Linked DNA regions of Homo sapiens: region 2 is linked to region 1. A link is a loop called in an ENCODE intact Hi-C map of the cell type or tissue named here. Cell type or tissue: PC-3. All regions are shown on one strand. Links, peaks and the distances in the headings refer to the core of each region. The heading gives the core; the rest is flanking DNA. Region 1 overlaps PPM1E (protein phosphatase, Mg2+/Mn2+ dependent 1E). Region 2 overlaps TRIM37 (tripartite motif containing 37).

Evidence for each region. A loop is a pair of places that touch in the nucleus more often than their neighbours do. Peaks named below come from ENCODE experiments on the same cell type or tissue, not always from the same donor. Only the 100,000 strongest peaks of a DNase experiment are listed, where the experiment ranks them.
Region 2: a loop joins it to region 1, with 3 times the contacts of the local background. A loop is called at or near these places in 3 of 110 quality-filtered maps.

The regions. Positions count from the first base shown.
Region 1 is chr17:58,869,315-58,873,713 of GRCh38, reverse strand. All of the region lies in intron 1 of PPM1E (protein phosphatase, Mg2+/Mn2+ dependent 1E), which reads right to left. Among named protein-coding and RNA genes, the nearest start is that of PPM1E, 120 kb to the right of the region's middle. In PC-3, for the core only: a CTCF peak has its summit at 2,815; no DNase peak of the experiment used is centred there; H3K27me3 peaks cover 1,110 bases.
Region 2 is chr17:58,995,198-58,999,596 of GRCh38, reverse strand. It overlaps TRIM37 (tripartite motif containing 37), which reads left to right. Exons shown (of 24, transcript NM_015294.6): 24 at 138-1,395. The coding sequence ends at 220. Among named protein-coding and RNA genes, the nearest start is that of TRIM37, 110 kb to the left of the region's middle. In PC-3, for the core only: no CTCF peak of the experiment used is centred there; no DNase peak of the experiment used is centred there; H3K27ac peaks cover 692 bases.

The DNA.
Region 1 (4,399 bases), core at 319-4,318:
GCTGAGGCAGGAGGATCACTTGAGCCTGGGAGATCAAGGCTGCAGTGAGCTATGATTGTGCCACTGCACTCCAGCCTGGGTGACAAAGTGAGACCCTGACTCGAAAATAATAATAATAATAATAATAATAATAATAATAATAATAATACTATGAGCATTTTGTTCCATTCCAACCAAGATCAAGTTTCAGTCTTGCTACCTCTACGTAGCTCTTGTCCTGTTTGCCAGCTACACCATCTGAACCAACTTGCTTCATTAGATACATGGTTTTTCACTGCTTAGAAAATAAATTTTGTATTCTTCAATGTTTGATATTTCAGACTCAAATTGGTGTAGTTTCTTCCTTGGGAACTGAGATCATTTTAAAACAAAGAAAAGATTCTGCTTTATTTTAGAAAAACAGTAATGTTGATAGTATAATACAGAACTAAATAGTGCAATAAAATATTTGCCATCAATCTGTGCATATATATGCAGCAAACATCAGAAGGTAATTCCTAAATTTCGTTAATATTAAAGAGATAAATCATATCAACTTACAAAGAGTTATGAAAATTTATCTATACTACATTGAAGTTGTTTTGAATAAAATGTGAGCTTAGGCCTATGATGGTGTGAAACTGAGTAATTCAAATTTAAAGCTGGCAGAATTTTAGATAATTTTGAGCCTTGAGAGGAATGTGGTTCTATGACCTGAGCCAGTAGCATGCCGCTGCAAGTTCTGCTTTTACTGTAAATGACTAGGAAAAGCCTTGTAGCTCAAGATCTCTTCAAATTATCACCCCGATCACTGAATGTTAAGGCAGTCTTCCTTGAAATGTAACAAACTGTAACCAATCACTTCCTTGAAATGTAACAAACTATAACATATAACATATGGACTGACCTTGTATGGAAAAATGTTACAACCCTGTTAACTGCCTATATAAATGGAAACTCAACTTCCCCACTTTGGAACACTTGCTCCCACGTGTTTGGGGTCTGTGTTTCCCAGGTGGCTGTCATTTTTGTTTTTAGTAGCAAGGGACTGGAGGATATACAAATGGACAATGACCAGACTATACATGAAGACAGAACTCTGACCCTTCAGCAACCAGCCCACAAAAACAAATGGACAGTGATCAGATCATACTTTGTGTTTAAATAAACCCTATATTTTATCATATTTTCTGAATCTCATTATTTAAGGTTGACATTTTGGTCACCATGAAGGGACTCAAAGCAGACCTCCAGTGATATCTGTCACTTTGCTGACAACTGGAACGCTGCTACCAACACAAATTACTTTCATTCACCCAATCTTGCTGAAGTTAATGGAAATATCTAGTAAGGCATCTCTCAGGGTCTGAACCTCCCAGCTTGGTAGAGGTTTAAACATTATTTTGTTATTTATTTATTTTCCTTTTACTTATTTTTTGAGACAGCCTCTCACTTTATGGCCCAGGCTGGAGTGCAGTGGTGCAATCTCGGCTCACTGCAACCTCCGCCTCCTGGGTTCAAGCAATTCTCCTGTCTCAGCCTCTGGAGTAGCTGGGATTACAGGTGCGTGCCACCATGCCCAGCTAATTTTGTATTTTTAGTAGAGACAGGGTTTCACTGTGTTGGCCAGGCTGGTCTCAAACTCCTGACCTCAGGTGATCTGCCTGCCTCAGCCTCCCAAAGTGCTGGGATTACAGGCGTGAGCCACCACGCCCAGCCTCATTAGCATTTCTATAACTTTTTATCTCATTTGAAACTTTGGTCAGGGAGAAAACAGTTTATCTTTGAAAAGAGGAAATGAATCTTTGTGACTTAAGCAAAATTTGTAATCTTTAAAACTAACCAGATTCTGAAGCTCAGTTCAACTGACAACTGACAAATATAAATATTCTTCTTCTTCTTCTTTTTTTTTTTTTTTGAGACAGGGTCTCCCTTTGTTGCCCAGGCTGGAGTGCAGTATCGATGATCATGGCTCACTGAAGCCTCAACTTCCGAGGTCCAAATGATTCACTCACCTCAGTCTCCCAAATAGGTGGAACTACAGGTGTGCGTCCCCACACCTGGCTAATTTTTTGTATTGTTTGTAGAGACGGAGTTTTGCCATATTGTCCAGTCTGATCTCAAACTCCTAGGCTCAAGCAATCCACCCATCTCAGCCTCCCAAAGTGCTGAGATTACAGGTGTGAGCCACTGTGCCTGGCCTAAAGTTTCTTCTTGAGTAATTAAAACTACAAAAGGCTCTTTATGAGGACAAAATAAGTCCCAAAGATGAGAGACACTGTTCTTGCCAACTGAAAGGCACCTTAGGCTACCGAGGTCTTTGTGGGAGTGTTGGAGCTCATTGTTCATGACATGAAACAGTCTTACAGGAAAACCCTTAAGAAGAGCATACAGAGCCAGGCACGGAGGCTCAATGCCTATAATCCCAGCACTTTGGGAGGCCAAGGCAGAAGGATCACTTGAACCCAGGAGTTTAGGACTAACCTGGGCAACACAGTGAGACTCCATCTCTACAAAAAATATATAAGAAATTAGCCAGATGTGGTGGTGTGCACCTGTAGTCCCAGCTACTTGGGAGGCTGAAATAAGGGAGGATCACTTGAGACCAGGAATTCGAGGCTGCAGTGAGCTGTAATCACACCACTGCACTCTAGCCTGGGTGACAGAGCAAAACAAACAAACAAAAACCATAAAGTTAAATGAACACACATAACAGCTGATCACCTACTGCCTTAAGCACCCAAGCCTCTTGGGATCACCAAGACACATAAAAGGGAAAAACCAACACAAGGGTGACACCTTGAGGGGCTATTCCCACAGGCGGCACACTTAATCCAAAATATCTCCTATCTAAGTTGTTTGGTCATTCAAGAGGAAAATCTAAAGTCTGGGTAATCATGCATCTAAAACCAAGTATTCCTCCTGAAGAAGAGATCCACCACTAGAAACGTAAGCTGGATTCATGTTTAATACTTACGGCACATCTTCATGTAAATATTTAGAAAATTAGTCATGCATAATTTGCAATGACCCCAAATTACAGTGGCCAAAATGGGGGTACCTTTGAAATACCTAAACTAGTTTCTCTGCATACTCAATTTTTAAAAATCCAGCTCTCATTATCCTAAGTGAATTAACACAGGAACAGAAAACCAAATACTGCATGTTCTCACTTATAAGTGGGAGCTAAGCATCGGTACACATGGACATAACAGAAGGAAAATTAACACTGGGAACTACTTGGGGGTGGGCAAGGGCTAAAAAACTACATATTGGGTACTATGCTCACTACCTGGGTAATGGGATCCTTTGTACCCACAAACCTCAGCATCACACAATATACCCATATAACAAACATACACAGGTACCCCCTGAATCCAAAATAAAAGCTGGCTCTAAAATAAAACAAAATAACTGGGAGAGCTATTTTCAATGGTACTTAGAAGCTTTCTGATAAAGCCATTTCTTTGAAAGAGGAAATGAAAAAATTGTCTAAAATAATTTTGAATTGAAAAACCCTGACATTTCTTCTTCTCCTTCAGCTCCTTCTTCTCTTTGTCCCTCATTGTCAGAACTTCCTTGTCTATCAGACTACCTTCCCTTCCTCCTCCTCCTCCTCCAGATGCTGTACTGGCTCCATTTAGGGAATACCCTGTGTGTCTAGTAGAAGAGAACCTGCTTGATTTATCAACCATGCTCAAAGGTAGAACTTAAAGGCATAATTAAATAATTTCCTAATCCTCTTCAGGATTCTATTGGATTTGCTAGAGAATTTGAATTAAACATTCAAACTTTCAATCCCAGATTCTCTGACTTATATCAATTCGTTCATCTTTGATAAAGCCAAATAGGATAGCAAAGGCACATTAGAGAAATTCTTCAGAGAACTTCCATAAATGTTCTGAAGCAGATTGTGAATGGGCCTGCAACACTGCCAAAGCTTTACTAGATGCTATCCCCTTAGTTTTTCAAAAAGTGGTTGATTGGAACAAAATACAACATCAACAAAATTTTCATGAGCCTTGTCTTAGTCTGTCTTTGTGTTGCTATAAAGGAATACCTGAGACTGGGTAATTTATAAGAAAAGAGGTTTATTTGGTTCACAATTCTGAAGACTGTACAAGAAGAAGCATGGTGCCAGCATTTGCCTCTGGTGAAGGCCTCCAGCTGCTTCCACCCATGGCAGAAGGAGAAGGGGAGCTGGTGTGCAGAGATCACATGGCAAGAGAGGAAGAAATTGAGGGGAGGTGCCAGGCTCTTTTTAACAATCAGCTCTCATGGGAACCAATAGAATGAGAACTCATTCATTACTGTGAGGATGGCACCAAGCCACTCACAAATGATCTGCCCCCATGAGCCAAACATCTCCCACTAGGTCCCTCCAACGCTGGGGATCAAATTTCAACATGAAATTCGGACA
Region 2 (4,399 bases), core at 333-4,332, 130 kb before region 1:
GATTTGTTCACAACCCAGCACATCTTTATCACTTAAATAACACATTTGGTAAGATTATTTAAAGACTTGGGAAGGAAAATACTGCCCTTGTTATATGCTTTTAAATTTTAAATTTTTTATTTATTTTTTAATCATAGATACACATTCCAGTTTTCCTGATGGTGAACAAATAGGCCCTGAAGATCTCAGCTTCAATACAGATGAAAATAGTGGAAGGTAATTGCCAAATCAAGAGAACTGACTTGCAAGCTACCTTGACCCTGAATTTTGCTGTAGTTGGTGCTCAAATTTGTCATCAGTCAGATAATCAGATTTGGTCTTATTTCTTCATTATCTCGACCTGAAATAGTAATTTGGAAACTGTTGGAAGGTGGCACAGTTTAGTCTAAGACAGCAGTAGTACATGGGAAAAACAGTATGGGAAGAGTTCTTTGTAATGTAAGGAAATAACAATGTAGTTCTCTATTAATTTAGCAAATTTGTACATTCACAAAAGGCAGTTTGTCTACTACAGCAGAAGGCTGGTTAACTGCCAGAAAATGTACCTCCAGGCCCTGCATGCCGTCAGTAACCCGCCCGGCATTGGTGCTCTACTGTCTTTGGCTAGAGCTTAGTTGTGTTTAAATAATCATCTTTATATTTGGGGTTTTAATTACAGTTCCATTAGTGCCTGTAGATTAGTGAACAGAAAATTGCTTTGGAAGAGATTCTGCCCTGTAGACACTATGTGAATAACTGAAGTAACACTAGACTGAATCTCCTTTTTGGAGTATGTATCTTCTCTCACTTGTTCAAGTACAGGCACACTGTTCAACCGCATGGTATCTTTCTGTTGTGTGACTTCTACAAATGTAATTTTAAATGAAATTAAGTTAACATGGATTCATTACGTTCCTGGCCCTGTAGACACGTGTAAGATTATTTAAAATTCTTTCATTTTTTTCTGCCTCTTACTATACGACTGTAGTGCAACAAATATTTTAAAGCCCCCTTTTCTTCTTTATTTTCATTAGTTGTACATTGATTTCAGTGTCAACACATTTAAAGATTCATTCATGTTGCACAGTGGCTTACATGAACGTGAAACTGTGATATAAGGTTTTCTTTCATACTCATAATTAGCCCAAAACAGTTGCCAAACTTTGCCATTGTGCTCCTGCATTTGTGTTTGAGCTGCTATATATTTGTGGAAATTACACTGAAAGTTGACTAAGAGACTATTGAAAAAGCATGAATAATTAAATATACATGTGAGAGACATCTCATCTGCTGTATTTTACTTAGTGAATATTGTTCACTCTTCCGTGTCTGATGTCTTGCTGAATGCTGTGACTCATAGTTTACTTTTGTTCAAAATAGTTTGCACTTTTTGTTAATAAAATCAACTTGAGAAAATATGCCTCTGCTGTTTATTAAATTGGGACCAGAAACCCCTTCTTTTCTACTCATTGCCTCATTAGTAGTGTAGAGAAGATCCAAACATTTGATTAGTTTGTGTTTAGTCTAATGGCGAGGAGTGATGCCTAGCATCGATCCCAGTCATTCTAAAATTAGAATAAACCTGAAAGGCCAAAAGATTTCTTCAGAGATGATAGCTTTTAGTTCAGACCTGTTTGCTTTTAGGACAGGAAAGTAGTTTCCCCCTCGTTTCCAAGCCACCTTATATACTAAAGCTGCTCTGAGTTCCTTGGTGATGTCGGGAACACCGCTGTTTTCCCTCTTCCTTGATGTAGTCTGCTATGCTAAATTTTAGGTAGCAGAGAGGGAAGGAAGAGGCACAGGAGAAGAACCAGTTGCTCCACTCTCTGCTTGTCCTACTTTCTTGCTCTTTCTGTACCCTGATAGAGCCCTCAGCATGTTTTTTTATTTTTATTTTTGTAACCTTTCCTTTTTTGCTGAAGAACAGTCTGCTGTTACCTTGCTTCTGTATTTAGTATTTTATCTCAAGTTCATTCCTGGAAAATCTCTCCTGAATAGAGTTTTCTTAGGGCTAGAGATACATTAATGCTTGTGTTGTCTGTGAACGTGTCCTTTCTGGACAACTTTAACTACTTGTGTCATTGATCTTTAAGTAACCTTTGAGGTAGATGAGTTGTGTATCAAACCTGTTTGGCCATGGAGCCTTAGGTTCAGGGAGGTTGTATGATTCTCTTCAGGTTCAAAACCACTGGCAGGGATGGGGTGAACTGCTGGTCTAGTGCCTTTTCCACTTTATCTCACTTGCAGCAGACCCAACATTCTGATACCTAATAATTTAAAACCTAAAGATTATTCTTTTTTTTTAGCTTTTAATTTTGAGATAATTTCAGGTTTGCAAAAGAGTTGAAAAAATTGTGCAAGAGTTTCCGTATACCCTCTGCCCAGCTTCTCCTTTTGTTAATGCCTTACATAATCACAGAACAGTGATCAAAACTAAGAAGTTAATCCTGGTTGCAATATTGTTTACCAAACTACAGAATTTGTTCAGATCGCACCAGTTATTTCACAAATGTTCTTTTTCTGTTCTAGGATCCGGTCTAGGATCCCACATTGTATTTTGTTACCATGTTTCCTCAGGATCCTTCAGTATATGACAGCTCTTCCGCCTTTCCTTGCTTTCATGACCTTGATATTTTTGAAGAGGATGTGTTATTTTATTAAATGTTCTTCTTATTTGGGTTTGACAGATGCTTTCCTATATTAAATTGAGGTTATGCATTATTGGGAAGGCCCTTAGTGCATCACATCAGGGGGGATATGATGTTGATATATAAATATACATATATATACATACATACACACACACACACACACACACACACACATATATATATACTTTTTTTTTTTTTTTGATGGAGTCTCACTCTGTTGCTCAGGCTAGAATGCAGTGGCACCAGCTTGGCTCACTGCAGCCTCTGCTTCCCAGGCTCAAGTGATCCTCCCACCTAAGCCTCCTGAGTAGGTGTCCACCAACACACCTGGCTAATTTTTCTATTTTTTGTGGAGATGGGGTTTCACTCCAGGCTGGCCTCCAACTCCTGAGCTCAAAGTGATCCCCCTGCCTCAGCCTCCCAAAGTGGTAGGTTGATTGCAGGCTAGATTGCAGGTGCGATGCTGGCCTGATACTGATTTTTTTTTTTTTTTTTTTGAGACAGGTTCTCACTCTGTCGGCCAGGCTGGAGTGCAGTGGCATGATCTCAGCTGACTGCAACCTCTGCCTCCCTGATTCAAGCCATTCTCCTGCTTCAGCCTCCCAAATAGCTGGGATTACAGGCATGCACCACCACGCCCGGCTAATTTTTGTATTTTAGTAGAGATGGGGTTTCACCATGTTGGCTAGGCTGGTCTCGAACTCTGACATCAAGTGATCCACCCGCCTCGGCCTCCCAAAGTGCTGGATTAGAAGCATGAGCCACTGTGCCCGCCCAGCCCTGATGTTGATACTTTTTTATTGGTGAACTTAACCTTGAGATTACTTGGTTAAGATGGTGTCTGTGAGGATTTCCTACTATAGATTTACGTTTTCCCCCTTTGTAATTACTAAATATTTGGGGCAGATACTTTGAAACTATGCAGATACCTTGTTTCTATTAATTATTATTATTATTTTTTTTTGGAAGACAGGGTCTGGCTTTGTTACCCATGCTGTAGTGGTGCGATGTTGGCTCATACAGCCTCAACCCCCTGGGCTTAAGCGATCCTCCCACTTCAGCCTCCTAAGTAGCTGGGACTACAGGCATGCGCAGTCACACTGGGATAATTTTTGTATTTTTTATAGAGATGGAGTTCTTGAGTTCTTGGGTTCAAGTGACCCTCCCGTCTCAGCCTCCAAAAGTGCTGCGATAGAGGCATGTGCCACTGCGCCCAGCCAAAACTCTTGCTTACGAATTTTAGCACCTAGTAGTCGATCTTGCCTATGGGAATTATTACTGTAATGTTTTAATGGTACTTTTCTAATTCACTAATTTCTTCTATGTTTTTTGTTAGAATGCTGTGAGGAAAAGTCCCTTCTTCCCCATTTTTGTAATTTCAGCTACTTATTTATATCAGCTACTTTATATATCTATATATGATGGATATTTATTTTTGAGTTATGACTCAATACTGTTAATATTTTGTAGCTTGGCTTGTTCTAATTTTAGCCATTGGAAACTCTTCCAGATTGGCTCCTGTGCCCTTTTCATATGTCTCATTCTTCTTTTTTTTTTTTTTTAAGCATTTCTTTGCTTTCTGACATCACAAGATGCCTACCCCAGCCATGGAATTAACCACTTCCTAAGGAACCATGGTTCTTTTTATTGGAGAATGCTATCTAGAAACAAAGATTTGGATGCCACATATTTATTATTATTAGACTGTCACTGCTTCTAGTCCCACTCAATGGATAGATAGAAAATGTAAATTGGCTGGGTGTGGTGGT